Regions from separate parts of the Homo sapiens genome. Here region 2 is linked to region 1. A link is an interaction called in ENCODE POLR2A ChIA-PET data of the cell type or tissue named here. Cell type or tissue: OCI-LY7. All regions are shown on one strand. Each heading gives the region's core, and the rest is flanking DNA. Links, peaks and the distances in the headings are about the cores only. Region 1 overlaps DHX30 (DExH-box helicase 30). Region 2 overlaps ELP6 (elongator acetyltransferase complex subunit 6).

Region 1 (16,540 bases), core at 3,407-11,406:
AATACAAAAAAATCAGCTGGGCATGCTGGTGCATGCCTGTAGTTCCGGTTACCAGGGAGGCTGAGGCACAAGAATCACATGAATCCAGGAGGCAGAGGTTGCAGTGAGCCGACATCATGCCACCACATTCCAGCCTGGGTGACAGAGTGAGACTCCATCTCATAAATAAATAAATAAATAAATAAAAATAGAAAGAAGAAATAAAACAAAGGCAAAAAAAAAAAAAGAGAGAGCCTTACGCATGCACCCCTTTCTTTACACCAACATTAAGCCTTCTCCGTATTCTTGGAGGAGAGAAAGTTGATTCCTTTCCCTGTGAAAAAGGAGGGAAGTTCTGAAAAAAGAAAGCATTTACTGGCTCAGCAATCTCTCTATCCACTTCTGGATCGGGGATGACATCTGGTACTACATGTGCTAAACAACTACATCTAGCAGCACAGAATTAAGGCGTAAAGGATCTGCTGAATACACGGGAGAATGCTTTAGGAACCTATACTTTGGAGGCCCCAGAAAAAGGCAACAAGAGGAAGTCCAAGATAGTTCAGGCTTTGGGGCAGAGCAGAGAACTTCCGCAGGGACAGTGGAAGGGACCACCAACACCTAAAGAAACCAGGAGTCTCAGCCTATATTTTGGCAACTTACCCAACCATATATACATATATTACACGTGGTCAAAATGGCAAGAAAGGATCCACTTGGCTGGCAAGGAGACGGGTAAGAGGAGCTACAGGAGCCAGGTGGGCACCCGACTGCCCTACCAGGTCATCCGTCCTCATGGCTTCCCCTTCCACATAAGCCGCAGGTCTCTTTTTTTTTTTTGAGATGGAGTCTCGCTCTGTTGCCCAGGCTATAGTGTAGTGGTGCGATCTCAGCTCACTGCAACCCCCGCCTCCTGCGTTCAAGCAATTCTCCTGCCTCAGCCTCCCAAGTAGCTGGGATTACAGGCATGCACCACCACACCCAGCTAATTTTTTGTATGTTTAGTAGAGATGGGGTTTCACCATGTTGGCCAGGCTGGTCTCAAACTCCTGGCCTCAGATGATCCACCCACCTTGGCCTCCCAAAATGCTGGGATTACAGGCGTAAGCCACCATGCCCGGCCAGCCACAAGTCTCTTGACGTAAACCACCACATCAAGAAGAGGGCACACATCTATTTGAGGCAATGGACAGGAAAGATCAGTTTTGTGGCCCCCAAGATCCTGCCAGAAGTGTCATCCCATGGTGCTGTGTCTCAAATCTGAGTAGGTGGGGCCGAGTGACAGGGGACAGCCAGAGGTGAGTTTCTTGATGTACTCACCCTTTACCCTGGAAGGAAGCCTTGGGAAGACATTGGCAGTGGAGGAAGGGGGGTCAAGGAGGTAGGGAGGTGATCATTTTTTTTCAGTTCCAAATCTGATTCTGCTGAGTACTGTGATCAATATAAATGGCCACCATTTTCGGTGCACTGTTTTCCTTATATAAACACCAGAGAGACTGTTGCTGCAACACATCTCCTTAAGGGCAGGAGCACCAGTGAAGCCTCTAGGGAGCTAGAAAGCACAGGGGAGAGGCCTGATCGCTATCCGCAGGCCAAGAGGGGCTGTTGCTTCTAGCTGAGAGAGAGAAGGCAAAATGCACACACCCACGGATGCCTCCTGGAGGCGCAGCTGTGAGGAGAGACCACCAGGCTCAGGGGTCTGCACTCCTCTGGGGAAGAGAGCACAGCACTTGTGGGGCTGCCCCAGAGGCAGCAACTGCCCATCCTGCGATCAGTGTTCTCCTCCGCGTGTGCTCAAGAAGGCACTGCCTAGCCAACTGCCTGGTTAACCCCGACTAACCGTCTTCAAGCTTAGCCAAAGCACATCTGACACTCTCAGAGCCACTCACCTGCCATGTTGGAAATGTTAACGTTCAGCCTTTTCGAGTTACAGGGCATTTTAAGAAAGAAAAAAAAAAGGGCAATCAACTCTTGTTTTGGTAACGGTAGGGGGGTGGCATTTCTTTAAAACCTAAGTCAAATGGTCAGGGGGCTAGAAGTACTCATTTCTATCCTGCTGTCAGTAGTCAGGGCCGCAGCAGCAGGAGTGTGAAAACTGCCTGGGACGCAGCAGCAGCATGGGCTGCAGAAACTGAGGTGCTCTGTGTTCCCCACACTCCTCCTGAGCTCTTGACCTTCAAAGCACTTTACAGACAGACCCTAGAGTAGACATGCTGTCTCTAGATGAGACAATGACCCTATGACCTAAAACAGGGCTCCTTCTGCTAGGCAGAGGGGTGTGAACAGGCAGCCTATGGGGCAGAAAAGAGCAGCTATTAGGACAAAAAGGCTTCCAGGAGCACTGGCCTTAGCAGGCCTGGAAAAGGTATATTAATAAGTCTGAGGGAGAAGAGGAGGCGCTCATGTGCAGCGATGCTTCCCTGGGTCCTATCCCTGGCGCCATCCCTGGGTACTGATAGGGCCTGAGGTAAGCTGCCACTTACCTGGTGCTCTAACATTCTCCCCAATCAAAAGGACAGCCTACCTTGCCAAGTGGACTGAGAGGCACATTTTAATGTCAGTAAAGTGCTTTGAGGTGCCACATGGGAGACAGGAAAGTGATCTGTGTGTATTCCCAAAGCCTCCAAGATGGAAAGCACTAGGGTTGAGTCAGGGCTATCTGTTCCAGCCCTGCTACAAGCACCCTGCTCTCTGAGCCACCTGATCAGGGACTTCTAGGAGCCTCGAGGCCCCAAGCCCTGCGGATTCTCCATGCGGGTGCTGAGAGAACCACCCAAACTGAGCCTAGGCTTTAGTCCAGGCCACACAAGGAGGCCCAAGAAGACTGCAGGGTCCAGGCCATGAGTCAAGGGATCATGAAAAAATCCAGACTTTTCCAAGTAATTTCTCCCTCAGGGCTCCAATAGCTCTGCTAATCCCACCCTTCCTCACTCACTTTCTGGAGGGCTGTGGCCCTGGCACCAGGGCTCCCATTGCCACCCACCTCCCCACAGACCCTGGACCAAGCTGTTGCTGGAGGCAAGGCTCCTCCCTTACCTCGAGAGATGGTCCCTCCTGGGGTAGGGTTGACACACATGGGTGGAAGGCGGGGTGGGGGAAGTTTGCACTGACGCTGCCTGTGCTGGGCCCGATCTGGGGAAAGAGAGAGGGCATCAGGGCGACATGTTCTCACCCCTCACAGTCACAGACCCCTGAACTGACTCACTCAGAGCATCCGTGAGGAGCTCTGGGCAACAGGGCTGCTGGACAGTGCTGGGAGCAGCCACAGGTTCTGAGGAACAGCACTAACAACGCCACACAGGAAGAAGGCAAGCGTCTCATATGATGTGATATGTGACAGCCTTAGAGAGAGCCCTCAAACTCTTCCTGTTCCCTTAGCTACCCCCTATGAGGTTAACACCCATCCTATATACTTCTCTTAGTCTTAAGTTGTGAGGATGTGACAGGACAACAGGAGAAAGCTGAAAGCCTTGGTACTACATCAACTCAAAAGCACCACGTGTCTGCTTCTTATGGTAGCTACCTACGCCTTTGCTATGCGTTCCCCAGATGGCTACCTCAGCCACCAAATCTCAAATCATTCTTTCCCTCCAAGAGCTGGGTAAGAGAGGGACGACTGGACTATGTGGGTCCAGCTTGAGAGCTAAAACCAGACGCACACTTACCAGCCTTCTCCCTCTTTCTAAAAGAGAACAACCTGCCATTCCAAATACTTCCATTCATTTGGGGGCTAAATGCTACTTATTAGTAACCAGAAAGTACATTTCTAAGAAGTCCCAACAACTTGAGGTACATGAACGAAAATTAAGGCACTGAGTCTTCCACGGGAAGGTGGAAATACATGGGTAAGGAAGGTGGAAATATATGGGTAAGGAAGGCTTAAGGTCCTTTTAAACCACCTAAATGGTGACATTCAGAGAGTCACTAGTCTTGGGGCTGGGAGAAATGCATGCACTCTTTGCTCTCTTTGCCCCTCTGGTTTCAGTACAGTAAATGGGGTAGAAGGGGAGCAGAGATGGCCACACACACCTGAAGCTTGAGAAACCACCTGTTCTACAAAGATGTTCATTTGTGGAATGCAAATTGACTCATATACAATTGGTAAAGAGGAGAAAGATATCAGTAAAACAAGACTCTTGTTTCAAAAAATTCTGAAAGCAAAGGAGCTGAAAAAGCAGGAGTAGAATTATAATCTTCAGCAGGAAAGAAAAAGCCCTTTCAGCTATTTTTTTTTTTATTAAAATTGAGTGCCTATACCTATAGAGAATCAAGGTGGTAGATACAAAGGTGTTCACTATACAATTTCTTCAATGTTTCAGTATTTTTGAAATTTTTCACAACAAAATGTTAGGGGAGAAGCAAGTCCTGCACTCCAACCCTCCTCCCCCACAGTCCCAGCTGCACACACTCCTTCACCACAGTGGCTGTTTCAGAACTCCACCTCCACCTGGGCTTCCTCGGTAACTGCCAGCTCTGCTCACATTAGAAGGCTCTTTGTAGCCCGGCGCGGTGGCTCACGCCTATAATCCCAGCACTTTGGGAGGCTGAGGCCAGCGGATCACAAGGTCAAGAGATCGAGACCATCCTGGCCAACATGGTGAAACCCCGTCTCTACTAAAAATACAAAAATTGGCAGGGCATGGTGGCGTGTGCCTGTAGTCCCAGCTACTCAGGAGGCTGAGGCACGAGAATGACTTGAACCCGGGAGGCGGAGGATGCAGTGAGCCGAGATCGCGCCATTGCACTCCAGCCTGGCCACAGAACAAGACTCCGTCTTAAAAAAAAAAAAAAAAAAAAGAAGACGGCTCTTTGTACATTTGCAGCATCACATCACCCTGAGCTGCCTGTCTAGGTAGTCCAAAGCATCTTCCCAAGCACCAATAATTGTTTTTTGTCATATTTTGGTCAAAAAGTTGCAGTTGCATTGGCCCAATTCTATTTTTCCCATAAGCTCTCTTATAATATTATAGATGTGTGATTTTTTTCTTTTTATTTTATAGGTATGTGATTTTACAGAAAACATACATAGAGTTACAGCAGACGTGCTTGTAGGATCTTCTAGAACTAAATGCCTAGGATCAAGGTTTATTTTGAAACTAATTCCAGTTCTGCCTTGAAGCTAAGGTTGGAAATGACCAGCTCAACCTCTCCATTCCTGTTTAAGGAGGGTCCTCATTCACATCCAGGGATGCTGGATTGAAAAAAAAAAAAAAAGAATAAATGATTCAATGATTAGTTATTATCTCATTAAGCATTTTCAGCAATTGGGAGAGAGTTGTTACAATCCCATAACTTCACTGAGCCCACTTCTGACCATGTACCTGGAGAGAAAATGCACATTCTTGCTATTGATCCAGTGTTTTTCAAAGTTTTGTGCTGGCTGTGAAAGACTCAGCTTGCTCTTTTTTTTTTTTTTTTTTTTTTTTTTTTGCTCTTTTTTATTGTTCAGCTTGCTCTTTGTAGCCTGAGTCCGATGGCATTACAGGTAAGAAATCAGACAGCTAAGTTAAGATGCTCGCAAGGGCAGTAACAAGTAACTTACCAGGAACATGGGCATTCTTACCAACAGCTTTGTTAAATTACATAATGAGAAAGATGGTAGCTAGCCACAAGACCCAGTGGGCCACCATCCACAATGCTGCATGGAATTGCTATAGCTGTTTCCATCAGAACCATCAAATGGCCCATCCTATTGAGGCTATAAGCTCCAGAGTACCAAGAAGCATCTCTGAAACAGAGCTCTCTTCACCCTAGTGTCTCCTACACAGCAGGTGCTCAATCATGCAACCTCACAGCACACTGCATGCTGAGGCAAGGCTATAGCTCTCCAGTATTTATCAAGGGCATACCATGCCCAAGAGTAAGGGTTGAGCACCGACCATAGCCAGGTGCTTTTCCTATATTTCAGCTCTAATATCTTCACTGTAGTCCTGAAGATAGCAGGTAGGAAACAAGATCAGGTAAGTTAACACCTTGCTAGTATTAGGGAAAGCCAGATTCAAGCCCCAGTCAATGAAACTCGGGAACCTCAAGCTTCACATCAACTTACATTTCCTCTCAAGGTTCATGACACCCTAGGAACTCATAATTTGATGATGAAGAGCAAAGAAACATGTAAAAGGAAAACTCAAGCCAAGCACAGTGGCTCACACCTGTAGTCCCAACACTTTGGGAGGCCAAGGCAGGAGGATTACATGAAGCCAGGAGTTTGAGAACAGCCTGGGAAACATAGGAAGACCCTGTTTCCACCAAAAAAAAAAAAATTATTTTTTTAATTATTTTATTTCTTAAAAAAATACAGAACAAAACAAAACAAAACTAACTAACAAAAAACGGCCGGGCGTGGTGGTTCACACCTGTAATCCCAACACTTTAGGAGGCCAAGGCGGGTGGATCATGAGGTCAGGAGACTGAGGCCATCCTGGCTAACATGGTGAAACCCCATCTCCACTAAAAATACAAAAAATTAGCCAGGCGTGGTGGCTGGCGCCTGTAGTCCCAGCTACTCGGGAGGCTGAGGCAGAAAAATGGCATGAATCTGGGAGGTGGAGCTTGCTAAAAATACAGAGAGACAGGGTCTCCCAATGCTGTCCAGGCTGCTCTCAAACTCCTGGCTCAAACAATCTTTTTGTCTTAGCCTCCCAAAGTGCTGGGATTACAAGCATGAGACACGGCGCTCAGACAGGAAAAAAAAATTTTTTTTTCTTTTTTTTTTTTTTTTTTTGTTTTGAGACAGAGTCTCGCTCTGTCACCCAGGCTAGAGTGCAGTGGTGTGATCTCAGCTCACTGCCACCTCTGCCTCCTGGGTTCAAGCGATTTGCTGCCTCAGCCTCCCAAGTAGCTGGGATTACCATGCCCGGCTGATTTTTATTTTTATTTTTATTTTTTTTTAGTAGAGACGGGGTTTCACCATGTTGGCCAGGCTGGTCTCGAACTCCTGATGTCAAGTAGTCCACCCACCTTAGCCTCCCAAAGTGCTGGGATTACAGGCCTGAGCCACCGCGCTCAGCTGAGGATCGTGATTTTTATTGGGCTTTCCATCTCTTTACAAAATCAGTACTATTAATTCAGAGACACTCACCATGAGAAAACCTGCTTTCATCGACCTTTTACAAGTGGGTAGACAATAAAGCCCACTGGTTAGTAAGTAAACACAAAGTGCTAATTTTAGCTAAAAAAAAAAAATGTGCTGCCCACACTAATCTCAAGTTCAGTTTTTTCCTTCTTACATACAGCTGGCCAAAAAAAAAAAAAAAAAAAAAGCCCAGGATGACAGAAATAAATTTTTTCAAACAATATGAAAACAGATGGAGTGGCTGGAGATACACAAGGAGGCAGGGACATGCTGCTCTCTGAGCCCTAGTACGTCCAGCCCTCCTTCTGGCCCCATTCAATGGGTTACACAGGGCACCACTTGGCCAGGGGTTTCCCAGGCCTCGAGGAACACAACTTAGAGAGAGAGAAGACACAATCAGGAAGACCTATTTAATCAGCAGTTATAGACGTTCTGTTATGGTTCTTATTTATTTGTAAAATATCCTCAGACAGAAGCCTCAGAATCAGCTTCAACACGGGCTACAGGCCCTTTACTCTTCAGTCTCTTGAAGAAAAAAAGTCATGTTCTAAGAAATACAAAGCTCTCAGGATCTGGCCCCTAAAGTCCCCACAGGCTACTTTACCTCCTATAAACACATTGTGAACTCTACCCTATAGCCCTGTCAAGGCTCAATTCTGCCATTGCCTATGCAACCCCCTCACTCAGTGTGCTGTAGAGCACTAATTTCAAGACTTGCCAGAATTTCTTTTTGTTTTTTGAGATGGAGTCTCGCTGTTTCGCCCAGGCCAGACAGTGGCGCGATCTCGGCTCACTGCAAGCTCCGCCCCCTGGGTTCACACCATTCTCCTGCCTCAGCCTCCCGAGTAGCTGGGACTATAGGCACCCACCACCGCACCCGGCTAATTTTTTATTTTGTATTTTTAGTAGAGACGGGGTTTCACCATATTGGCCAGGATGGTCTCAATCTCCTGACCTCGTGATCCGCCTGCCTCGGCCTCCCAAAGTGCTGGGATTACAGGCGTGAGCCACCGCGCCCGGCAAGACTTGCCAGAGTTTCTATGATCACTAACGAAAGAATGACTTTGATATAGTGTGGATATTTGTCCCTACCCAAATCTCATGTTGAAATGTAATCTCCTGCTGGTGGCTCACGCCTGTAATCCCAACACTTTGGGAGGCCGAGATGGGCGAAATCACTTGAGCTCAGGAGTTACAGACCAGCCTGGCCAATATGGCGAAATCCCATCTCTACTAAAAATACAAGAATTACCCGGGTGTGGTGGCACACGCCTGTAGTCCCAGCTACTCGGGAGGCTGAGGCAGGAGAATTGCTTGAACCCGGGAGGCAGAGGTTGCAGTGAGCCAAGCTCGTGCCACTGCACTCCAGCCTGGGCAACAACAGAGTGAGACTCCGTCTCAAAAAAAAAAAAAAAGGAAATGTAATCTCTGCTGTTGAAGGGTCACAGAATGGATCCCTCATGGCTTGCTACTATCCTTGTGATAGTGAGTAAATTCTCATGAAATCTTTTTTTTTTTTTTGAGATGGATTCTTGCCCTGTCGCCCAGGCTGGAGTGCAGTGGCACAATCTTGACTCACTACAACCTGCACCTCCTGGGTTCAAGCAATTCTCGTGCCTTAGCCTCCCAAGTAGCTGGGAATACAGGTGCACACCACCACGCCTAGCTAATTTTCTGTATTTTTAGTAGAGACGGGTCTCATCATGTTGGCCAGGCTGGTCTCAAATGCCTGACCTCAAGTGATCCGCCCACTTTGGCCTCCCAAAGTGCTGGGATTACAGGTGTGAGCCACTGCGCCCAGCCTCTCATGAGATCCTGTTGTTTATTTTATTTATTTATTTATTTATTTTTGAGATGGCATCTCACTCTTGTTGCCCAGGCTGGAGTGCAATGGCACGATCTCAGCTCACTGCAACCCGTCTCCCAGGTTCAAGCGATTCTCCTGCCTCAGCCTCCCAAGTAGCTGGGATTACAGGTGCCCACCACCACACATGGCCTTTTTTTTTTTTTTTTTTGAGACTGAGTCTTGCTCTGTTGCCCAGGCTGGAGTGCAGTGGTGTAATCTCGGCTCACTGCAACCTCTGCCTCCCGGGTTAAAGCTATTCTCCTGCCTCAGCCTCCCAAGTAGCTGGGACTATAGGCGCAGACTGCCACGCCTGGATAATTTTTTGTATTTTAGTAGAGATGGGGTTTCACTGTGTTGTCCAGGCTGGTCTGGAACTCCTGAGCTCAGGCAATCCGTCCACCTTGGCCTCCCAAAGTGCTGGGATTACAGGCGTGAGCCATCATGCCCAGCCAATCTTGTTTAAATTGTGTGGCACCTCCCCAACTCTCTCTCTCTGGATCCTGATTTTTGCCACGTGACACGCCTGCTCCCGCTTCACCTTCTGCCCCTGAGTGAAAGCTCCCTGAGTCCTCCCCAGAAGCCAAACAGATGCCAGCACCATGTTTCCTATACACCCTGCAGAAATGTGAGCCAATTAAACCTCTTTTCTTATAAATTACCCAGTCTCAGGTATTTTTTTATACCAATGCAAGAACAGCCTAATACAGACTCAATCCAACTTCCACCAGTGTTTACTGAGGCCTACTATGTGCGAAATGCTGGCCAGGTGCTATGCATCGTAAAAGCACACAACAGGCCCTGGCTACAGGGAGCTTCCAATCTAGTGACAAAATGATTAATTCAGAATAGACTAACCATGAGAACGAACAGGTATGGTACCGAGGAAGATTGGAGAAAGATTGCATTTGGTCAACAGAATTAGGAAAGGTTCATGAAGGAGATGGTATAAAATACTAGCCTAGAAAAATAGGATTTTAGAGGCCAGCCACGGTGGCTCACACCTGTAATCCCAGCACTTTGGGAGGCCGAGGTGGGTGGATCACTTGAGGTCAACAGTTTGAGACCAGCCTGGCCAACATGGTGAAACCCCGTCTCAACTAAAAAAAAAAAAAAGAATTAGCCGAGCTTGGCAGCTGGTTCCTGTAATCCCAGCTACTACGGAGGCTGAGGCAGGAGAATTGCTTCAACCCAGGAGGAGGAGATTGCACTGAGCCGAGATCGTGCCACTGCACTCCAGCCTGGGCGACAGAAGTGAGGCTCCATCTCAGAAAAAAAAAAAAGGATTTTAATAAGCAGGGAGTACGCAGAAGGGGGCACTGGGAGGAAGCATGGCAAAGGCCATGGCAAGGGTTGGCACAGATTCTAAGCACCATGCAAAAGGAAGGCTATAGGAAAGGCCTTTGGAAAACCACCCAAAGAAATGTGCAAGAACTACATACTGGGGAGAGACTTTCACAGCCCTCAGAGCTGCCCATCCCAATAAGGAAGGGCATGAGGTCACAAGCACAGTTGCAGTCTTACCTTTTCTGAATGAGTCCAGGCTGAACATTTCTGGCCAGGAGGGAAAGCTGGAATCCTGAGAACAAGGAGGGCCAAGAGGCAATGGTTAATATTCCTGGTCCAGCAACCCACAAAGAAGACTTCAGTAACATGGAGAGCACTGTTCAGAAAATGAAAAAAATGAAACTCTTCACTAATGAGCCCCAACTGCTGCTCCCCAGTCTTGAGGACTGGAAGGCCAGCTCCACTCTAGAGTAATTGTCTTTGCTTCTTTCTAATTGAGCACTTTCTTCCCTGTCCTAAAACTCCCCATATCCTGTTAAACAGAGGGAGATGCATTTCATCATGAGAGACATGTAGTTCTATCTAGTTCATCATAATACTTACAGGTTTCCTTCCCAGTTCATCATAATACTTGCAGGTTTCCTTCCTAGTTATCATAATACTTGCAGGTTTCCTTGGGACTTCCAGGAAGAAACGAAATTCTACATGGACCCCTTCTGTCATGTGGCATCAGGAAACAGGACTGATGACTGCCTTATGGGCAAACTGCCTTACTGGGCTTTCATAAAACCTAGTCAAGACCCTAAAAATGAGATTTGACTGACAGGATCAAAGAATAACTGTACAGTGATTCAGAATAAAAAGCTTTTCATAGCAGTCTCTATGAAATAACAAATATTAAGTTAAAGCACAACTATTAGCCAAAAGTTTTGGTGCATTTTGCTTATTAGTATATTTAACTGAGGACTATACTTAGAGATGACAAGAAAAAAAAGCAACACATCTGGTTTAACAATTTTGTTTTAAAAAATACTCAAACTCAGATTTATAGATGTTTTTATAATCCAGTACTCCTTGATTAGTGCAGTAACCTTAAATGGACTTTGTTTAAAAACATCTACACAGTGTTTAGCCAATCAGAATCATGTCCAACATTGATTGGAGTCTACTGGGGCCAACACTCCGGCTCCTGACTCCTGTTCCCTCTCATTCTCAAATTGTGGGGAGGTGGGGAGTGGAGGGCTGACCTGGGGCGGAATCTTTCAGGTCCATAGCAGGTCTGCCCTGATGGCCTCCACTCCCCAAGGGATGCTGGAAATTTCAGCCCATAGGATATGGTATATCACAGAGAAAACTTCAATACAATATCAACAATGATAACATTTACTTTAAGAAGTTACATTCCGGCCAGGCGCGGTGGCTCACGCCTGTAATCCCAGCACTTTGGGAGGCCGAGGTGGGCGGATCACGAGGTCAGGAGATCGAGACCATCCTTGCTAACACGGTGAAACCCCGTCTCTACTAAAAAAATACAAAAAAATGAGCCAGGCATGGTTGTGCGGGCCTGTAGTCCCAGCTACTCAGGAGGCTGAGGCAGGAGAATGGCGTGAACCCAGGAGGCAGAGCTTGCAGTGAGCCAAGATTGTGCCACTGCACTCCAGCCTGGGCGACAGAGTGAGACTCCGTCTCAAAAAAAAAAAAAAAAAAAAAAAAAGAAGTTACATTCCATAGACACCTTCTATCCAAATGAAAATAAAAAGTGTGTAATTTGACATTCTAATTTAAAAGAAAACCAGAATATTATAAAATCTAAAACATTTTAAGTGAATATTACTTAAAAAACAATACTCCCTGACCAACATGACCCCGTCTCTACTAAAAAAATACAAAAAATTAGCCAGGCACGGTGGCAGGCGCCTGTAATCTCAGCTACTCGGGAGGCTGGGGCAGGAGAATCGCTTGAATCCGGGAAGCAGAGGTTGCAGTGAGCCGAGATCGCACCATTGCACTCCAGCCTGGGCAACAAGAGTGAGACTCTGTCTCAAAAAAAACAAAAACAAAAAACAAAACTCGGCTGGTTGCAGTGGCTCATGCCTGTAATCCCAGCACTTTGGGAGGCTGAGGTGGGCGGATCACCCTGAGGTCAGAAGTTCGAGACCAGCCTGGCCAACATGAGGAAACCTCGCCCCCAGTAAAAATACAAAAATTAGCCAGCTGTGGTGGCGCATGCCTGTAATCCCAGCTACTCAGGGGACTGAGGCAGGAGAATCGCTTGAACCCGAGAAGCGGAGGTTGCAGTGAGCCAAGATCACACCTCTGCACTCCAGCCTGGGCAACAGAGCGAGACTCCATCTCAAAAAAATAAAAATAAAAAATAAATTTAAGAAAAAAAAAAAAGAAACAATACTCTATTGCTACGAAATGGTAAACTGGCTAGGCACAGTGGTTCACACCTGTAATCCCAGCGCTTTGGGAGGCTGAGATGAGAGGAGCACTTGAGACCAGGAGTTCAAGACCAGCCTGGGCAACATAGTGAGACCGCATCTCTAAAAAAAATTTTCAGAATTAGCCAGGTGTGGTGGTACATGCTTGCAGTCTTAGCTACTCAGGAGGCTGAGGCAGGAGGATCACTTCGCCCAGGATTTTGAGGTTTACAGTGAGCTGTGATCACGCCACTGCACTCCAGTCTGGGTGACAAAGCAAGACCCTGTCTCTCTTAAAAAAAAAAAACAAAAAGTAAGGCGGGTGCAGTGGCTCATGCCTGTAATCCCAGCATTTTGGGAGGCCGAGGCAAGCAGATCACCTGAGGTCGGGAGTTTGAGACCAGCCTGACCAACATGCAGAAACCCCGTCTCTACTAAAAATACAAAATTAGCCGGACGTGGTGGTGCATGCCTGTAATCCCAACTACGTGGGAGGCTGAGGCAGGAGAATCACTTGAACCCAGGAGGTGGACGTTCCAGTGAGATGAGATTGCGCCACTGCACTGCAGGCTGGGCAACAAGAGCGAAACTCTGTCTCAAAAAAATTTAAAAAAAAAAAGCAAAATTTAATGGCTAGGTGGGGTGGCTCATGCCTGTAGTCCCAGCACTTTGGGACGCCCAGGTGAAGGATCGCTTGAGGCCAGGAGTTCAAGACCAGCCTAGGCAACACAGTGAGACCCTGCCTCTAAAAAAAAAATTTGTAAGTTAATTTGCTTGCAAATAGACTCTTGATTTTGCTTTTTTTTTTTTTTTTTTTTTTTTGAGACAGAGTCTCGCTCTGTCACCAGGTTGGAGGGCAATGGCGTAATATCAGCTTACTGCAACCTCCACCTCCCGGGTTCAAGCTATTCTCCTGTCTCAGCCTTCCAAGTAGCTGGGACTACAGGCACACGCCACCATGCACGGCTAAATTTTTTTGGATTTTTAGTAGAGATGGGCTTTCATCATGTTGGCCAGGATGGTCTCGATCTCTTGGCCTCATGATCTGCCTGCCTCGGCCTCCCAAAGTGCTGGGATTACAGGCATGAGCCACCGTGCCCGGCCAGTTTTGCTTTTTAAAAGTCCCTAAACCTCTAGCCCAATATGTCAATTTAGGCTCATGTACCATTCTTTTTCCTGTACTAATCTAAAAAAACGATACTATGAGAATCAAGACAGGATCTTTTAGAGACAGAATTTACAGAGCTCTAGAACATTTCATAGAGATCCAAAAGAAAGCGGTCTTCCTTGTAATGCAGTCAGTAATGGTGTTTTGTTTTGAGACAGAGTGTTGCTCTTGTTGCCCAGGCTGGAGTGCAATGGCATGATCTCTGCTCACTACAACCTCCACCTCCCGGATTCAAATGATTCTCCTGTCTCAGTCTCCCTAGTAGCTGGGATTACAGGCACCCGCCACCACGCCTGGCTAATTTTTGTATTTTTGGTAGAGACAGTGTTTCACCATGTTGGCCAGGCTGGACTCGAACTCCTGACCTTGTGATCCGCCCGCCTCAGCCTCCCAAAGTGCTGGGATTACAGGCATCAGCCACCACGACCGGCCATAATGCAGTAATGTTTAAAAATCTTTGTAGTGGGCCAGGCTTGGTGGCTCACGCCTGTAATCCCATCACTTTGGGAGGCTGAGGCAGGCAGATTGCCTGAGGTCAGGAGTTCGAGCCCATTCTGGCCAAGATGGTGAAATCCTGTCTCTACTAAAAATACAAAAAAAATTGGCCAGGCACGCCTGAGCGCAGTGGCTCACTCCTGTAATCCCAGCACTTTGGGAGGCCGAAGCAGGTGGATCACAAAGTCAGGAGTTCGAGACCAGCACGGCCAACATGGTAAAACCCCATCTTCACTAAAAATACAAAAAATTAGCCAGGCGTGGTGGTGCACGCCTGTAGTCCCAGCTACTCAGGAGGCTGAGACAGAAGAATCGCTTGAACCCGGGAGGCGGAGGTTGCAGTGAGCCAAGATTGCACCACTGTACTCCAGCCTGGGTGACAGAGTGAGACTCCATCTCAGAAAAAAAAAAGAAAAAAATTGGCCAGGCACGGTGGCTCACACCTGTAATCCCAGCACTTTCGGAGGCAGAGGCAGGCAGATCACAAGGTCAGGAGTTTGAGGTTAGCCTGACCAAAATGGTGAAACCCCATCTCTACTAAAAATACAAAAATAAGCCAGGCGTGGTGGTGCGCACCTGTAATCCCAGCTACTCAGGAGGCTGAGGCAGGAGAATCGCTTGAACCCAGGAGGCAGAGGTTGCAGTGAGCCAAGATCCCACCACTGCACTCCAACCTGGGCAACAGAGTGAGACTCCCATCTAAAAAAAAAAAAAAAAATACAAAAAAATTAGCCGGGCTTGGTGGCATGAGGCTGAGGCAGGGGAATTGCTTGAACTAAGGAGGTGGAGGTTGCAGTGAGCCAAGATTGCACCACTGCACTCCAGCCTGGGCGACAGGGCAAGACTGTCTCAAAAACAAAAAACCTTGTAGCTCAATGTGTCTCTTAAGTAATTTACAGATAAGTAAAATGCTATTATATCAAGATTTCCTGCATAATGAAATACAATTTAACTCCAGGTAGAGTCACTTGGGGATGGTTCCAGGACAGAGACTCCACAATGACTAAAAATGATACCCTTCTGGCTGGGCACAGTGGCTCATGCCTGTAATCCCAGCACTTTGGGAGGCTGAGGCAGGCTGATCACCTGACGTCAGGGGTTTGAGACCAGCCTGGCCAACATGGTGAAACCCAGTCTCTACTAAAAATACAAAACAATCAGCTGGGCATGGTGGCAGGCGCCTGTAATCTCAGCTACTTGGGAGGCTGAGACAGGAGAATTGCTTGAACCTGGGAGGCAGAGGTTGCAGCAAGCCAAGATCGCGCCACTGCACTCCAGCCTGGGGGACAAAGCGAGACTCTGTCTCAAAAATAAAACAAAATAAAATAAATGATATCCTTCTTCCAAAATGGTCAGAAATAGGTTTAACACATACCTCTTGTTTTACAGTACAGCTGAGCATCAGATCCACCACTGCTCTGTGCACGGCTAAATCAACTTACCTTATAAAAGCAATGACAGTCTCAGATTTTGTAGGCTTTTGAACTGGAGCTGAATTCTCTCCTTGCTATTCCTCATCACGAGGCTGGGCCTCCTCCTGAGAAGTACAACGCTGAGTCAATACAGTGGAGGCCCCATAGGGAAAGAAAGTTGCTCCAACCATCATTTACTAGCTCTAACAAGGACAAATTTTGTTAGTGGCATGAAGGGCACATACTGGACAAAATGGCCTTACAAATCAGGACTTACCATGACCCATTCTAGGCCCATTAAATTGTAAGCTGTCCTACACCAGCACCTGTAGAAGTGCTGAAGTCTTCTGACATCATCTAAGAAGATGTCAAGGTAAAGAAAGCCTTGTAAGCCTGAAAAGCATTTTCTGGAAGCCCAGAGCAAAACCTACTTCCACTTTGAGTTCTAATCCCATAATAATTATGATAATCTAACATAAAGAAGCTATAATACTCTTCAAGATTGGGAAAATAACAATAACTCAAAGTTGAATACCATTTTTACAGTTCACAACATACTTCCATAGACTTTACCCCATTTAATCCAGGCAACTATCCAGTGAGGTAGGAATTATCTTTCCAGAGAAGAAAACTGAAGCACAGGTTACACAACCTGCCCAAGATCCCATAGCTGCCTCAGGGCAGATGGAAATCAGCATTGAAGCATGCTGACTCCAAAACCCTCCATGCTTATACTAGGCTAATTTTCTTATTTCCAGGATATTATGCTGTTGCCTAAATGTACTACGGTTCATTCCTTGAGACATATTATACTGTTATCTTCAAAGGCTGAAAGGGGCAAGAAAGGTCCAACAGCTA
Region 2 (16,540 bases), core at 1,152-9,151, 320 kb after region 1:
GCTGGACCGGCGACTCCACTGTGACCAGAGGGTTGAGTGCTGCAGTGATGGCATGCCTTGGCTGCCCTGGGCCCTGTTCAGAAAACACAAGGGACCACAATCCTGCCTTTGCTGAGAGAGAGGCTGGATGCTAGACCCAAGTGAAAGGGGTCCTTTGGAGCCTTTGTTTAAATATGCCTTAGCCCCAGCTGCCCATTTTTGGTTGACAAGCCTTTCAGAGCCAGAGTGGGTATAGATGTGCCAGCCAGGAGATGGCACCGGATGGCAGGTGTGCAAGGTGACAACTAGGATAATCATGGCTGGAATAAAGTAAGTTTCCACACTGGAGCTTCCTGTGGGTTGTCTTGTTCAATTTCCATCCTGGAAAGGTACTTTCCCTTTCCCTATGAGTTCAGCGAGGAAACAGACCTAGAGAGGTTTGGAAGCACACAGGCTGCACAGCAGGCTGTAAGTAACTGTGCCTCACTCCACAGTCCACACTTGCTGACTGACAGTCATGGAACCCAGAGGCCAGCTCCCCACCCAAAGGTGGGGACCTTTGGCTTCTCCAGTTTCTGTGGTGCCTTGCCTTTATGCCAACAAATCCTAGCCATCAAGGGCCTGGCACCAGGGCCTTGGCCACATGAGGCCCTGTGTAGGCGCAGGTGTGTATGGTCTTGGTGAGAGGGGTAAGGGATGTTCTTGCTGCCAGGCGGATCAGGCCTTGGCGAGTTGCTGGTGCCTCCCTCACCTGTGAAGACTGCAGGAGGTGGGCTCTTGCCCCGCATCCTGTAGATGACAACTAGTCCCACTCAGCCCCTCAGTTGAGGTCACCTCAGAGTAGACACCAGGTGTATTCTCTTAAAATGGCTGCTTTTTTGGTATATAAATTATATTACAATGAATTTTATCTTAAAGAAAATGAAAAAATAATACTATTTTGCTGTATACTAAGGAACTTACATAGCTGTTATTTTCTTTTCTTTTCTTTTCTTTTTTTGAGACAGTCTTGCTCTGTCACCCAGGCTGGAGTGCAGTGGCCCGATCTCGGCTCACTGCAAGCTCCGCCTCCCGGGTTCATGCCATTCTCCTGCCTCAGCCTCCTAAGTAGCTGGGACTACAGGCACCTGCCACCATGCCCGGCTAATTTTTTGTATTTTTAGTAGAGACGGGGTTTCACCGTGCTAGCCAGGATGGTCTTGATCTCCTGACCTCATGATCCGCCTGCCTTGGCCTCCCAAAGTGCTAGGATTACAGGCATGTGAGCCACCATGCCTGGCCTTTTTTTTTTTTTTTTTTTTTTTTTTTTTGAGATGGAGTCTTGCTTTGTCACCCAGGCTGGAGTGCAGTGGTGGCATGATCTTGGCTCACCACAACCTCCGCCTCCCGGGTTCAAGCTATTCTCCTGCCTCACCCTCCCAAGTAGCTGGGATTACAGGCACGTGCCACTGTGCCCAGCTAATTTTTGTATTTTTAGTAGAGATGGGGTTTTGCCATATTGGCTAGGCTCGTCTTGAACTCCTGACCTCAGGTGATCTGCCTGCCTTGGCCTCCCAAAGTGCTGGGATTACAGGCATGAGTCACCATGCCCAGCCTCTTTTCTTTGTTTTGAGACATGGTCTCTCTCTGTTGCTCAGGCTGGACTGCAGTGGTGTGGTTATAGCTCACTGCAGCCTCGACTCTCTGGGCTCAAGGGCTCTTCCCACTTCAGTCTCCCAAGTAGCTGGGATTACAGGTGCGTGTCACCACGCCCAGCTCATATCTGTTGTTTAATTTTAACTTTTTGGATTTTTAGTCTTTAGGAAAAATTTATCACACTTCTCTTCAAATCATACCATTGTGTATGTTATCCGTCTGAAACAGTAAGCTGCTTTTATTCTCAAAATACTGTAGACCTGATAGAATATTTGAAAGTTATGAGTGCAATTAAGAGAAAGTAGTTATTAAAGAATCTAATGATTCTTTGACTAAGACTTCATTATTTATGCAAACTTCGTTTGAGCTACGATTTTGAATGGGCAAGGCACCATTTTTTACATGACATAAATGTTGCTATCATGTTTCTTCACTTAGTTTATAGATGTTTTCACTATTTTTTTTGAGACAGGTTCTCTCTGTTGCCTAGGCTGGAGTGCAGTGTGGCACTTCTTAGTTCACGTGAATTCCAAGTGATCCTCCCCTACCTCAGCATTCTGAGTAGCTGGTACTACAGGTGCCCACCACCATGCCTGGCTGTTTTTAATTTTTTTGTAGAAACGGGGTGTCACTTTGCTGCCCAGGGTAGTCTTGAACTCCTGGGCTCAAGAGATCCTCCCGTCTCAGCCTCCCCTTAAATATTTTATGTTTAATAGCTATTGAGGGCGGGGCACAGTGGCTCACGCCTGTAATCCCAGTACTTTGGGAAGCCAAGGCGGGTGGATCACCTGAGGTCAGGAGTTCAAGAGCAGCCTGGCCAATATGGTGAAACCCTATCTCTACTAAAAATACAAAAATTAGCTGGGCGTGGTGGTGGGCACCTGTAATCCCAGCTACTTGGGAGGCTGAGGCAGGAGAATCACTTGAACCCAGGAGGCGGAGGTTGCAGTGAGCCGAGAATGCACCATTGTGCTCTAGCCTGGGCAACAAGAGCAAAACTCAGTCTCAAAAAAAAAAGCTATTCAGCATTTTATGCTATCATTATATTCTAGTTTGTTTAGTTATCCTCTGGGCATGTAGATTCTGGTTTTTACAGTTATCAATTATGCTGTTATAAATTTTATATACTCTACCTATTGCGGGTGGGGATAAGTACTTGTTTGTTTAGAACCTGACAAACCAGGTCACTGGCAGAGCTCATAGAACTTACGTTCTGGAAGAGAAGACAGGCAATCAACAGAATCGACAAAGGACATATTTAACTTAGACCACAATAAGTGCTATAAATAAACCAGCACAGGGGCCTGTGAGAAGTGAGGGGTGATGACATTTTAGTCCATACCCTCTAATGGAATTATTGAATTACAGCAGAAACTGGCCCTGGCACATTATCAGGTTGTTCTTCAGAATGATGGAGCCAGTTGACAATGATGCAGAGATTTTGCTCTGTCAACTTTGGGTTTAACTTATTTTTAATTAATTTAATAGTGGTGGTTGTGTGAGAATGGACTAATACAGGGGTAGAAAAACAGGATCATAAGGTGTGATATGGTCCATAAAAATGATTCTAGTGTGAAATGGACATTTCTTTAATCACTAGCATATAATTTTCTCTGTATTTTTCCGTGTGTACAGAATCTGTTCCTTATCCTTGCTTACTTATCAATTAAAACCTGGTGTTGGTCGGGCATGGTGGCTCATGCCTGTAATCCCAGCACTTTGGGAGGCTGAGGCAGGCAGATCACTTGAGTCCAGGATTTTATTTTTATTTATTTATTTATTTTGAGACAGAGTCTTGCCCTGTTGCCCAGGCTGGAGTGCAGTGGCGCAATCTTGGCTCACTGCAACCTCCACCTCCCGGGTTCAAGCGATTCTTCTACTTCAGCCTCCCGAGTAGCTGGGACTACAGGTGCCTGCCACCACGCCCAGCTAAGTTTTTGTATTTTTAGTAGAGACGGGGTTTCACCATGTTAGCCAGGATGGTCTTGATCTGCTGACCTCGTGATTCGCCTGCCTCGGCCTCCCAAAGTGCTGGGATTACAGGTGTGAGCCACCGTGCCCAGCCAGAAGATCTGTTTTATAAAAAGGGTTATAAAGATAAAAACAATCCTAAAGGCTGGGCATGGTAGCTCATACCTGTAACCTCAGCGCTTTGGGATGCTGAGGTGGGAGGATTGCTTGAGGCCAGGAGTTTGGAGGCCAGCCTGGGCAAAATAGCAAGACCCTGTCTTGAACAACAACAACAAAAAGCTGGGCATGGTGGTGTGGTCCCAGCCACTCGGAAGGCTATGGTGGGAGGACTGTTTGAGCTCAGGAGTTCAAGCCTGCAGTGAGCTATGATCAAGCCACTGCACTCGAAGCTGAATGGCAGAGCGAAACTGTCTCAAAAAAAACCCAAAACCGGCCGGGCGTGGTGGCTTACGCCTGTAATCCCAGCACTTCGGGGGGCCGAGGCAGGCAAATCACGAGGTCAGGAGATCAAGACCATTCTGGCTAACATGATGAAACCTCGTCTCTACTAAAAATACAAAAAATTAGCCAGGAGTGCTTGCAGGCGCCTGTAGTCCCAGCTACTCGGGATGCTGAGGTGGAGCTTGCAGTGAGCCGAGATCACACCACTGCACTCCAGCCTGGGCGACAGAGCTAGACTCCATCTCAAAAAAACAAACAAACAAACAAACAAAAACCCTGAAACCAAAAACCAAAACAATCCTAAAGACTGCTGTAGCCTAATGAGAGGTTGATATAGTTTGGGTCTGTGTCCCTGCCCAAATCTCATGTGGAAATTAATTCCCACTGTTGGAGATGGGGCCTGCTGAGAGCTGATTGGATCACAGGGGTGGATTTCCCTCTTGGTACTGTCCTGAGTTCTCATGAGATCTTTTGTTTAAAAGTGTGTAGCACTTACCCACCGCCACCCCAGACCCCATCTTGGTCCTGCTCCTGCCATATACGACACCTGCTCCTGCTTTGCCTTCCACCACGAGTGAAAGCTCCCTTGAGGCCTCCCCAGAAGCAGATGCTGCCATGCTTCCTATACAGCCTGCAGAACTGTGAGCAAATTCAACCTCTTTTCTTTATAAATTACCCAGCCTCAGGTATTTCTTTATAGCAGTGTGGGAATGGACTAATACAGGGGTAGAAAAACAGGATCATAAGGTGTGATATGGGCCATAAAAATATTCTACTAACATGAGGCTGATGTTCATAGGAAAGAACAATTATTTCCCCCTAATTTTTTTTTTCTTTTTTGTTGCGGGCACAGAAAATTGGGGAAGAATTTATGGGGGCAGTGCTATTTGAACAAGACCTTGTAATGTTCCTGTTTCATCTCTGATGGTGTCTTAATTCTTCAGGACTCAAAAATATGTTTTTCTTTCTCACTGGAATGAAGTTGCTATTCTGTGCTTTCTAGTGTAAAATAATTTTTAAAATATGGATAACATTTCAACTCATTTAAAATTTGTAGGCCAGGTGCAGTGGCTCATGACTGTAATCCCAGCACTTTGGGAGGGTAAGACAGGTGGATCACGTGAGGCCAGGAGTTCAAGACCAGCCTCATCAACATGGCAAAACCCTGTCTCTACTAAAAATACACGAATTATCTAGGTGTGGTAGTGCATGCCTGTCATCTCAGCCACTCAAAAAAAAAAAAAAAAAGAAAGTAACTTTTCTTTTTCTCTCCCCTCCCCCCACCTTTCTTTTCTCTTCTCTTCTCTTCTCTTCTCTTCTCTTCTCTTCTCTTCTCTTCTCTTCTCTTTCTTTTCTTTCTGACAGTGTCGCTCTGTCACCCAGGCTTGAGTGCAGTGGTGCGATCTCGGCTCACTGCAGGCTCTGCCTCCCGGGTTCATGCCATTCTCCTGCCTCAGCCTCCCGAGTAGCTGGGACTACAGGCGCCCGCCACCACGCCTGGCTAATTTTTTGTATTTTTAGTAGAGACGGGGTTTCACTGTGTTAGCCAGGATGGTCTCGATCTCCTGACCTCGTGATCCGCCCGCCTTGGCCTCCCAAAGTGCTGGGATTACAGGCGTGAGCCACCGCGCCCAGCCAAGAAAATAACATTTTTGGAGAGTATCTAAAATTTTTTTCTTTATTATTGGTCTTTATTTCCGGTCACTTCGTGATATCAGTTTTAATAGTCCTTTTCTGAAATAGTTATTCATTCTACTTGTTTTCCTGAAAAAAATTTTGCGTTCATATTTATAATAAGAGACTTGTATCCAGAATATGGAAGGAACTCTTAACAACTGAATAAGAAGAAGACACTTGCTGGATGTGGTGGCTCACGCCTATAATCCCAGCACTTTGAGAGGCCAAGATGGGTGGATCACAAGGTCACAAGCTTGAGACGAGCCTGGCCAACATAGTGAAACCCCGTCTCTACTAAAAATACAAAAGTTAGGGCATGGTGGCACACGCCTATAGTCCCAGCTACTCAGGAGGCTGAGGCAGGGGAATTGCTTGAACCCAGGAGATGCAGGTTGCTGTGAGCCGAGACTGCCACTGCACTCTAGCCTGGGCAACAGAGCGAGACTCTGTCTCAAAAACAGAAAGAAAGAAAGAAAGGGGTGGGGGGAGGGGGGGAAGAGGAGGGCAGGGGGAAGAAAGAATAAAAGAAAGAAGACACTTGCCGGGCACAGTGGCTCATTTCTGTAATCCCAGCACTTTGGGAGGCTGAGACGGGTGGATCACTAGGTTAGGAGTTCAAGACCAGCCTGATCAACATGGTAAAACCCCATCTCTACTAAAAATACAAAAATTAGCTGGGTGTGGTGGTGCGCACCTATAATCCCAGCTACTTGGGAGGCTGAGGCAGGAGAATCACTTGAACCCAGGAGGTGGAGGTTGCAGTGAGCCGAGATCACGCCATTGCACTCCAGCCTAGGTGACAGAGTGAGACTCCATGTCAAAAAAAAGAAGAAGAAGAAGACACATAATCCAGTTAAAAAATGGGCAGCAAGCTGGGCATGGTGGCTCATGCCTGTAATCATAGCACTTTGGGAGGTCGAGGCAGGAGAATTCCTTGAGGCCAGGAGGTCAAGACCAGCATGGACAACATAGTGAAATCATGTCTCTACAAAAAATTTAAAAAAAAATACCTGTGTGTGGCCAGGCGCAGTGGCTCACGCCTGTAATCCCAACACTTTGGGAGGCCGAGGCAGGCAGACCACGAGGTCAGGAGATCGAGACCATCCTGGCTAACAAGGTGAAACCCCATCTCTACTAAAAAATACAAAAAAAATTGGCCGGGCTCGGTGGCGGGCGCCTGTAGTCCCAGCTACTCAGGAGGCCGAGGCAGGAGAATGGCATGAACCCAGGAGGCAGAGCTTGCAGTGAGCTGATATTGCGCCACTACACTCCAGCCTGGGCAACAGAGCAAGACTCCGTCTCAAAAAAAAAAAAAAAATACCTGGGTGTGGTGGTGCATGGCTATAGTCCAAGCTACTCAGGAGGCTAAAGTGGGAGGATTGCTTGCACCCAGGAAGTTAAGGCAACAGTCAGTGAGCAATTATTGCACTACTGCACTCCAGCCTGGGTGATGCAGTGAGATGCTGTCCTATTTTTTTGAGACAGTCTTGCTTTGTCACCCATGCTGAAGTGCAGCACAATCTCAGCTCACTGCAAGCTCTGCCCCCCAGGTTCAAGCAGGTCTCCTGCCTCAGCCTGCCACGTAGCTGGGACTACAGGCATGCACCACCATGCCCAGCTAATTTTCGTATTTTTAGTAGAGATGGGATTTCACCATGTTGGCCAGGCTGGTCTCGAACTCCCGGCCTCAAATGATCCACCTGCCTTGGCCTCCCAAAGTGTTGGGATTACAGGCATGAGTCACCGTGCTTGGCTGAGACCCTGTCTCTTTAAAAAAAAAAAAAAAGGCGGAATATTGGAATAGACATCAAAGCAGACATCGGAATGGCTAACATGCGTATATAAGTGCTCAACATTATTAGGGAAGTACAAATTAAAACCACAGTGAGGGCTGGGCACAGTGGCGTGTGCCTGTAATCCCAGCACTTTGGGAGGCCGAGGCGGGCAGATCACAAGATCAGGAGTTCGATACCAGCCTGGCCAATATGATGAAACTCTATCTCTACTAAAAATACAAAAATTAGACAGGCTTGGTGGTCCCAGCCTGTAGTCCCAGCTATTCGGGAGGCTGAGGCAGAAGAATCGCTTGAACCCAGGAGGCGGAGGTTGCAGTGAGCCAAGATCGCGCCACTGCACTCCAGCCTGGGTGACAGAGCGAGACACCATCTCAAAAAAAAAAAACCACCATGAGATACTACTACATAGCCACTAAAATGGCTATATCAAAAAGACTGACAGTAACAAGTGCTGACAAGGATGTGAGGAAATAGGAACCCTCATATCATACATTGCTAGTGGGAATGTAAAATGGGGCAGTCACTTTGGAAAATAGTTTGGCAGTTTCTTAAAATGTTAAACCTAGGCTGGGTGCAGTGACTCAAGCCTGTAATCCCAGCACTGGGAGGCCGAGGTAGGTGAATCACTTGAGCCCAGGAGTTTGAGACCAGCCTGGCCAGCATGGTGAAACCCCATCTCTACTAAAAATACAGAAAATTAGCTGGGCGTGGTGGTACACGCCTGTAATCCCAGCTACTCAGGAGGCTAAGGCACGAGAATTGCTTGAACCCAGGAGGTGGAAGTTGCTGTGAGCTGACATCGCGTCACTGCACTTCCAGTATGTGACAGAGAAGACCCTGTCTCAAAATAAATAAATAAATAAATGAATAAATAAATACTATATGACTCAACCCATTCAATTCATAGCTATCTACCCAAAAGAAATGAAAACAAAGTTCTACACAAACTCTTGTGTGGTGACAAAAGTGACTCCATCTTGGATGCTAATTTGCCATGTTGACCTCAGATTAACCGCAGTCCTGTGAATGCCTCCTGATTCCTTGTTTATTTACTGTCTTTAATGTAAGAATATGTACTCACAATATATCCTACCTTTAGGTCAAAGCAACCTTGATGTTATCACGCAACTCATTCTGGCCTGTTCTAGAGGGTTGCCTTTCATTGTCTCTATAGTGCACATACCCTTTTTCCTGTGGTATATAAGTCCCGGGTCTGGGGAATAATGGTGTGGAGATCTACCTGACTTGTTGCTGACCAAGACCATGCTTGTGTCCATAAGTTCCCTAATAAATTGCCCTCTGCTGATAAACTGGATTTGTCTGCCTTGTTCTTTGGTTTCTCAGCTCCTTCTGCATTTGGGGGTCATTTCGCATATATGGCCCTTTCATGGAATAACTTGCATGGGAATATTCACAGCTGTGTTTATTATAATAGCTGAAAAGTGGAAAAAATCCAAATGTCCATCAACTGATGATAAAAATCATCATGTAGTCTATCTGTGCAGTGGAATGTTAGCAGTAAAAAAAGGAATTAAAGTACTGATACATTCTGCAACATGGGTGAACCTCAAAAGCAGTATGCTAGTCGGGCACATACCGGTAGTCTCAGCTACTCAGGAGACTGAGGCAGGAGGATCACTTGAGCCCAGGAGTTCAATGCTGTAATGTGCTGTGATCATGTCTTGTGAATAGCCACTGTACTCCACCCTGGGCAACATAGTGAGACCAAAAACCATTAAGCCAGATACAAAAGATAGGCCAGGCGCAGTGGCTCACACCTGTAATCCCAGCACTTCAGGAGGCTGAGGCAGGCATATCACTTGAGGTCAGGAGTTCGAGACCAGCCTGGCCAACATGGTAAACTCTCATCTCTACTAAAAATACAAAACTTAGCCGGGTGTGTTGGTGGGCTCCTGTAATCCCAGCTACCCGGGAGGCTAAGGCAGGACAAATTGCTTGAACCCAGGAGGCGGAGGTTTACAGTGAGGCAAGATTGTGCCACTGCACTCCAGCCTGGGCGATAGAGCAATATATATATATATATATGTATATATGTGTGTATATATATATATATGTATATATGTGTATATATATATATATGTATATATGTGTATATATATATATGTGTATATATGTATATATAGTGTGTATATATATATATAGTGTGTGTGTGTGTATATTATATATATATAGTATGATTCCATGTATATGAAATGTCCAGAAAAGGCAAATCTATAGAGATAGATGATAAATTGGTAGTTGCCTGAGGCTGGGAGTGAGAATGGAAAGGGGGTGATGAAAATGTTCTAAAAGAAGATTGTGATGATAGTTTCACCATACATTTACTGAAAGTCACTGAAATATACACTGGACAATGGGTGAATTTTATGGTGTTTACATCTATTGAGGTTACGATCCTGACTCGTAACCACTTACAGCTCTCCTGTAGTAACAAACAGCCCTCAAATCCCAGTTGGCTTAAAACGGACAGCACATTCCTCACTCACATTACATATAGGGGACCATGGGTAATGTGCTGCAGTTCTGCTCCACATGGCTTCTCATCCTGGCACCTGGTCTGAAGGAACAGTTCCAACACAGGACTATGTTCTCCTGGCTAAGGGGAAGAACAAGAGGCACATTCACACAAGCAGTGGCTCTTAAAGCTTCTGCTAGACTTGGTGTAGGTCGTGTTCACTCACGCTTTATTGGCCAAGGCTGACAATGGAGAGGGGAGGTGCACTCATCCAGCCAGGAGGCTCTACAGCCACTGGACATTGGGCAAGGGGTGCATGTGTATGATTGATCAGCTTACAGAGAAGACAACAACGAAATAACTGACTATAGTGATCTTACTCAAGTGATTGGACATTTCTTATTTCTTTCTTTTTTTTTTTTTTTTTTTTTTGAGACAGAGTCTCGCTCTGTCGCCCAGGCTGGAGTGCAGTGGCGCGATCTCGGCTCACTGCAAGCTCCGCCTCCTGTGTTCACGCCACTCTTCTGCCTCAGCCTCCTGAGTAGCTGGGACTACAGGCACCCGCCACCACGCCCAGCTAATTTTTGGTATTCTCAGTAGAGAAGGGGTTTCTTTTCTTTTCTTCTTTTTTTTTTTTTGAGATGGAGTCTAGCTCTGTTGGCCAGGCTGGAGTGCAGTGGTGCGATCTCGGCTCACTGCAAGCTCCACCTCCCGGGTTCACGCCATTCTCCTGCCTCAGCCTCCCGAGTAGCTGGGACTACAGGTGCCCGCCACCACACCCGGCTAATTTTTGTATTTTTAGTAAAGACGGGGTTTCACCTTGTTAGCCAGGATGGTCTCGATCTCCTGACCTCATGATCTGACCACCTTGGCGTCTCAAAGTGTTGGGATTACAAGCGTGATCCACCTCGCCTGGCCGCGATTGGACATTTCTAGGCCCCAGTTTGTTTTAGTTATAAAATCGGGAGACAAGCTGGCCGTGGTGGCTCACACCTGTAATCCCAACACTGGGAGGCCAAGGCGGGCGGATCACGAGATCAGAAGATCGAGACCATCCTGGCTAACACGGTGAAAACCCGTCTCTACTAAAAATACAAAAAATTAGCCCGGCATGGTGGCGGGCGTCTGTAGTCCCAGCTACTCTGGAGGGTGAGGCAGGACAATGGCGTGAACCCGGGAGGCGGGGCTTGCAGTGAGCCGAGATTACGCCACTGCACTCCAGCCTGGGCGACAGAGCGAGACTCCGTCTCAAAAAAAAAAAAAAAAAAAATGGGGAGAAAAGAGTGCCCATTTCATGGGTTTTATTGGGGTTGTTAGGATAAGTAAGCAATGACATATAAAGTAGGCCTGGTAACTGGTTTAAGGATTAGCCACTGCTGCTGTTCTTTTTATTAATTATTATTATTATTTTTTGAGACTGAGTCTTGCTCTGTCACCCAGGCTGGAGTGCAGTGGCATGATCTCGGCTCACTGCAGCCTCTGCCTCCTGGGTTCAAGCAATTCTCCTGCCTCAGCCTCCCGAGTAGCTGAGACCACAGGCGTGCACCACCACGCCCAGCTAATTTTTGTATTTTTAGTAGAGATGGGGTTTCCATGTTGGCCAGGCTGGTCTCGAACTCCTGACCTCAGGTGATCTGCCCACCTCGGCCTCACAAAGTGCTAGGATTACAGGCATGAGCCACCACGCCTGGCTGACTGCTGTTGTTCTTATTGCCTGACAAGCTCTTACCCTATAAGGCCCTACCCAAAATCACATCAGCACCTTCTTCATGATTCCTGGTCTTTGGTTTCCAATTCCCTTTTCCTCATAGCATTTGGAAGCTCAGTGGCAGAAGTCCAGGGGCTTTGGGGATAGGTGGATCAACATGTGATGATGCCTCTGCAACACAGCAACTGTGGAACCTCAGAGAAGTTGTCAGAGCTCTGGATGCAATGGTTTTTACAACTTAAAATGGGGTTTATCGGCCAGGCGCGGTGGCTCATGCCTATAGTCCCAGCACTTTGGGAGGCCGAGGCGGGTGGATCACCTGAGGTCAGGAGTTAGAGACCAGCCTGGCCAACATGGCGGAACCCCGTCTCTACTGAGAAAACAAAAAACAAAAATTAACCAGGCATGGTGGCGTGTGCCTGTAATCCCAGCTACCGGGGGCGGCTGAAGCAGGAGGATCGCTTGAACCTGGGAGGCGGAGCTTGCAGTGAGCTGAGTTCCTGCCACTGCTCTCCAGCCTGGGCAGCAGAGCGAGACTCCGTCTCAAAAAAATAAAAATAAAAAAGAAGGGGTTTATCTTACCTGCCTCTAAAGGTCATCACAAGGATTATTTGAGATAAATATATTGTAAAACCTGCTTCTGGCAAGAACCCAACAATCAATAATTGGTTATTATTATGGGCTATTATGACCTCTGTAATAAACCTTATATTTCCTATAAGGTTTTGTTTAAAGGTTCAACACTAAGACAGTTAACTTCTTTAGTACAGGAAATTAACTTATTGTATTCCTGGTCTCTGACACATGGTAGGAATTTGATAGGTAATAAAGACATTGAATAAATGTATTCATTCAACTTTGACATTTTAAATATTTTTAAATGATTGTATCATGGTTATTGAAGCTACCATTGGGGCCAGGTGCGGTGGCTTATGCCTGTAATCCCAGCATTTTGGAAAGCCAAGGTGGGCGGATCACGAGGTCAAGAGATTGAGACCATCCATCCTGGCCAACATGGTGAAACCCTGTCTCTACTAAAAATACAAAAATTAGCTGGCTGTGGTGGCGCGTGCCTGCAGTCCCAGCTACTCAGGAGGCTGAGGCAGGAGACTTACTTGAATCCAGGAGGTGGAGGTTGCAATGAGCTGAGATCGCGCCACTGCACTCCAGCCTGGGCGACAGAGTGAGACTCTATCTCAAAAAAAAAAAAAAGCTGGGCGCGGTGGCTCACGCCTGTAATCCCAGCACTTTGGGAGGCCAAGGCAGGCGGATCACGAGGTCAGGAGATCGAGACCATCCTGGCTAACATGGTGAAAACCCGTCTCTACTAAAAATACAAAAAATTAGCTGGGCATGGTGGTGGGCGCCTGTAGTCCCAGCTACTCGGGAGGCTGAGGCAGGAGAATGGTGTGAACCCGGGAGGCGGAGCTTGCAGTGAGCTGAGATTACTCCACTGCACTTCAGCCTGGGCGACAGAGCGAGACTCCATCTCAAAAAAAAAAAAAAAAGCTACCGTTTATTTCAGTGTAGGCATTTTACATGTGTTCACCCTCCAATTTTATTGTTTTCAAAACCCACAGCTGTTGGTGTTGTTTGCATCTTGGAACCTGACTCCTAATTCGAGGTTCCCTGAGGTGAAGTTAATTCTCCCAGCCACAGAGGTACTGCTTGTGTCAGAGCCAGGATTTGAATAAAAGGAGTCTGGCCCTGAAGCAGCTCTTTCCACTTTAAGATGTTGCCAGCTGCTATCACTAATGGCTAATTCATGATAAGCATGATCCTCAGTGTGAGTGATTGCAAAGACACATCCACATAATCATGAAACTCCTTTATTGTGCTCATGACAGGGTGAGGCAGCTGGGCAGTGGGCTGGAACCTGGAGTCTTGGGTCCCAGAAGGCGGCCCTCTGTTCAGTTCTCAGAGTGACCTTGGACACATCATCTCCTCTCTGCAGAGAAATTTTCTACATTTGTAAAATAAACTTAGCCTCTATATTTCAAGATTGTTCTGAGGATTAATTGAGATCAGGTTTGAGAATTGGCCCAGGGTAGAAGCTCAAGTATTAGAAATTGTTATCATTTCTTGATTTCCATGCCACATTTAGTTTTTAAAGTTTTTGAATTTACCTTTCTTTTTTTTTTTTTTTTTTTTTTTTGAGACAGTGTGATACCTTACCTTGTTTTAATATGAATAGACTCTTCCTTAGCTGAGAAAGCCGGACAGACTCCATTTGGCTCCTTCATTTGCAAGACATCAAGGGCTCCTTACCCACCCCCTTCCTCAAGGACTTAACTTGTGCAAGCTGACTCCCAGCACATCAAAAAGTGCAATTAACTGATAAGGTACTGTGGCAAGCTCTGTCCACAGTTCCCAGAAATTCGCTCAGGTGATAGTATCCTAAGCCCCCGCATTTGTGTCCTGTAGATAGCACCCAGAGCCCACGCACCTATCACCTTGTGATGAATTTAAAGCCCCTGCACCTGGAACTGTTTTCCTGTAACCATTTGTCTTTTTAACTTTTTTTGCCTGTTTTTACTTCTGTGAGATTGCTTCAACTCGATTTCCCTTCCCCTTGCCAAACCAAAGTATAAAAGAAAATCTAGACCCTTCTTTGGGGCTGAGAGAATTTTGAGTGCTAGCCGTCTCTCGGTCACTGGCTAATAAAGGACTCCTCAATTCATCTCAAAGTGTGGTGTTTCTCTATAACTCACTCGGTTACAACAACAGAGTCTCACTCTGTTGCCCAGGCTGGAGTGCAGTGTCGTGATCTCAGATCATTGCAACCTCCGTCTCCCAGGTTCAAGGGATTCTCATCCCTCAGCCTCCCAAGTAGCTGGGATTACAGGCATGCATCACCATGCCTGGCTCATTTATGTATTTTTAGTAGAGATGGGGTTTCACCATGTTGGGAGGCTGGTCTCGAACTCCTGACCTTAAGTGATCCGCCCGCCTTGGCCTCCCGAAGTGCTGGGATTACAGGCGTGAGCCACCATGCCTGGCCTGAATTCAAATTCACCTTTCTTTTTTTTTTTTTTTTCGAGACGGAGTCTCGCTCTTTCTCCCAGGCTGGAGTGCAGTGGCGCAATCTTGGCTCACTGCAAGCTCTGCCTCCCAGGTTCACGCCATTCTTCTGCCTCAGCCTCCCCAGTAGCTGGGACTACAGGCGCCCGCCACCACGCCTGGCTAATTTTTTGTATTTTCTTTAGTAGAGACGGGGTTTCACCATGTTAGCCAGCATGGTCTCAATCTCCTGACCTCGTGATCCGCCTGCCTTGGCCTCCCAAAGTGCTGGGATTACAGGCATGAGCCATCGTGCCCGGCCTGAATTCACCTTTCTTATGGGGAACAATCTGAAGTAAAGTTGAGCTCTACCTAGTTAGGGCTAAATGGAACTGTTCCATTTGATTTACTATATATAAAAACTAAAATCAGGTTTCTGCAACTTAACTGGAAGTGCATCAAAAATAAGATAGGGGCTGGGTATGGTGGCTCACACCTATAATCCTAGCACTTGTGGAGGCCAAGATGGGAGAGTTGCCTGAGGCCAAGAGTTCAAGACCAGCCTGGGCAACAGAGAGACCCTCATCTCTATTTAAAAAACTCTGAAATTTAGCTGGGAGTGGTCATACCCACCTGTGGTCCCAGCTACTTGGGAAGCTTGCTTGAGCCCAGGAGGTCAAGGCTGCAGTGAGCTGTGATTGTGCCACCGCATTCCAGCCTGGACCATAGAGCAATACCCTATCTCTTAAAATAAAGGATTGATACGAAATCACCTTTGCAAAATTATGGCAGTAAGAAAAACCTGACATGGTTGACTCCATGTTGCTTCCTTTTCTTTTTCTTTTTTTTCTCTCAGCGTGTTGCTCTTGTTGCCCAGGCTGGAGTGCAATGGCACGATCTCGGCTCACCACAACTTCTGCCTCCCAGGTTCAAGCTATTCTCCTGCCTCAGTCTCCTGAGTAGCTGGGATTACAGGCATGCGCCACCACACCTGGCTAATTTTGTATTTTTAGTAGAGACAGGGTTTCTCCATGTTGGTCAGGCTGGTCTCGAACTCCTGCTCAGGTGATCTGCCTGCCTCGGCCTCCCAAAATGCTGGGATTACAGGAGTGAACCACCGTGCCCAGCTCTATCTTGCTTCTAACCTCCAACCTGGGGATAGGCGAAGGTAACTTTGGGAGGAATTTATAGTTCAACCTTAAAGCAAGGATGACATTAGCCCTCTCCAAAACTAAACCGCCTTTGTAAAACTAATGAAAAGCCACAAGTCTAGGATTTTTATAGGAGGGGCCTGAATTCTGCTAAGGTGTAGGTGTAGTTAAATGATAACCAGTCATTGCTCTGGAAGTCACAAGATTTGTAACTTCCTCAGTTACTCCTATAGATAACATCACTATTGTAGAACCTAAGACTTGCCTTTTGAGATGTTTCTTTTCTTTCTTTCTTTCTTTCTTTCTTTTTTTTTTTTTTTTTTTTTTGAGACAGAGTCTCGTTCTGTTGCCCAGGCTAGAGTGCAGCGGCATGATCTCGGCTCACTGCAAGCTCCGCCTCCTGGGTTCATGCTATTCTCCTGCCTCAGCCCCCAGAGTAGCTGGGACTACAGGTGCCCGCCACCACACCCGGCTAATTTTTTGTATATTTAGTAGAGGCGGGGTTTCACCGTGTTAGCTAGGAAGGTCTCGATCTCCTGATCTCGTGATCCACCTGCCTCAGCCTCCCAAAGTGCTGGGATTACAGGCGTGAGCCACCGCGCCCGGCCTTGAGGTGTTTCTTTTCAGACTTTTGCATTTCTGCTGACTCCACCCAGAGGCTGACTCAGCGCTTGAGGACTCCTCCTATGATTGCATCCCCAACCAA

The links. ChIA-PET counts read pairs that join two places held together with the same protein. Peaks named below come from ENCODE experiments on the same cell type or tissue, not always from the same donor. Only the 100,000 strongest peaks of a DNase experiment are listed, where the experiment ranks them.
Region 2: POLR2A ChIA-PET joins it to region 1 with 10 read pairs; 7 of 35 experiments call an interaction of 5 or more read pairs at or near these places.

The regions. Positions count from the first base shown.
Region 1 is chr3:47,804,593-47,821,132 of GRCh38, reverse strand. It overlaps DHX30 (DExH-box helicase 30), which reads right to left. Exons shown (of 22, transcript NM_138615.3): 2 at 15,713-15,807; 3 at 10,422-10,476; 4 at 3,016-3,111. The coding sequence starts at 10,449. Among named protein-coding and RNA genes, the nearest start is that of DHX30, 9.7 kb to the right of the region's middle. RefSeq lists an enhancer at 3,051-3,551 and a silencer at 16,201-16,397. In OCI-LY7, for the core only: no CTCF peak of the experiment used is centred there; no DNase peak of the experiment used is centred there.
Region 2 is chr3:47,479,427-47,495,966 of GRCh38, reverse strand. It overlaps ELP6 (elongator acetyltransferase complex subunit 6), which reads left to right. Exons shown (of 7, transcript NM_001031703.3): 7 at 1-327. It overlaps LOC105377073 (a long non-coding RNA gene), which reads right to left. Exons shown (of 3, transcript XR_940821.3): 3 at 13,497-13,631. Among named protein-coding and RNA genes, the nearest start is that of SCAP, 12 kb to the right of the region's middle. RefSeq lists enhancers at 6,753-7,252, 7,253-7,754. In OCI-LY7, for the core only: no CTCF peak of the experiment used is centred there; DNase peaks (open chromatin) are centred at 2,866, 4,016 and 4,576; H3K4me3 peaks cover 1,014 bases; H3K27ac peaks cover 2,574 bases.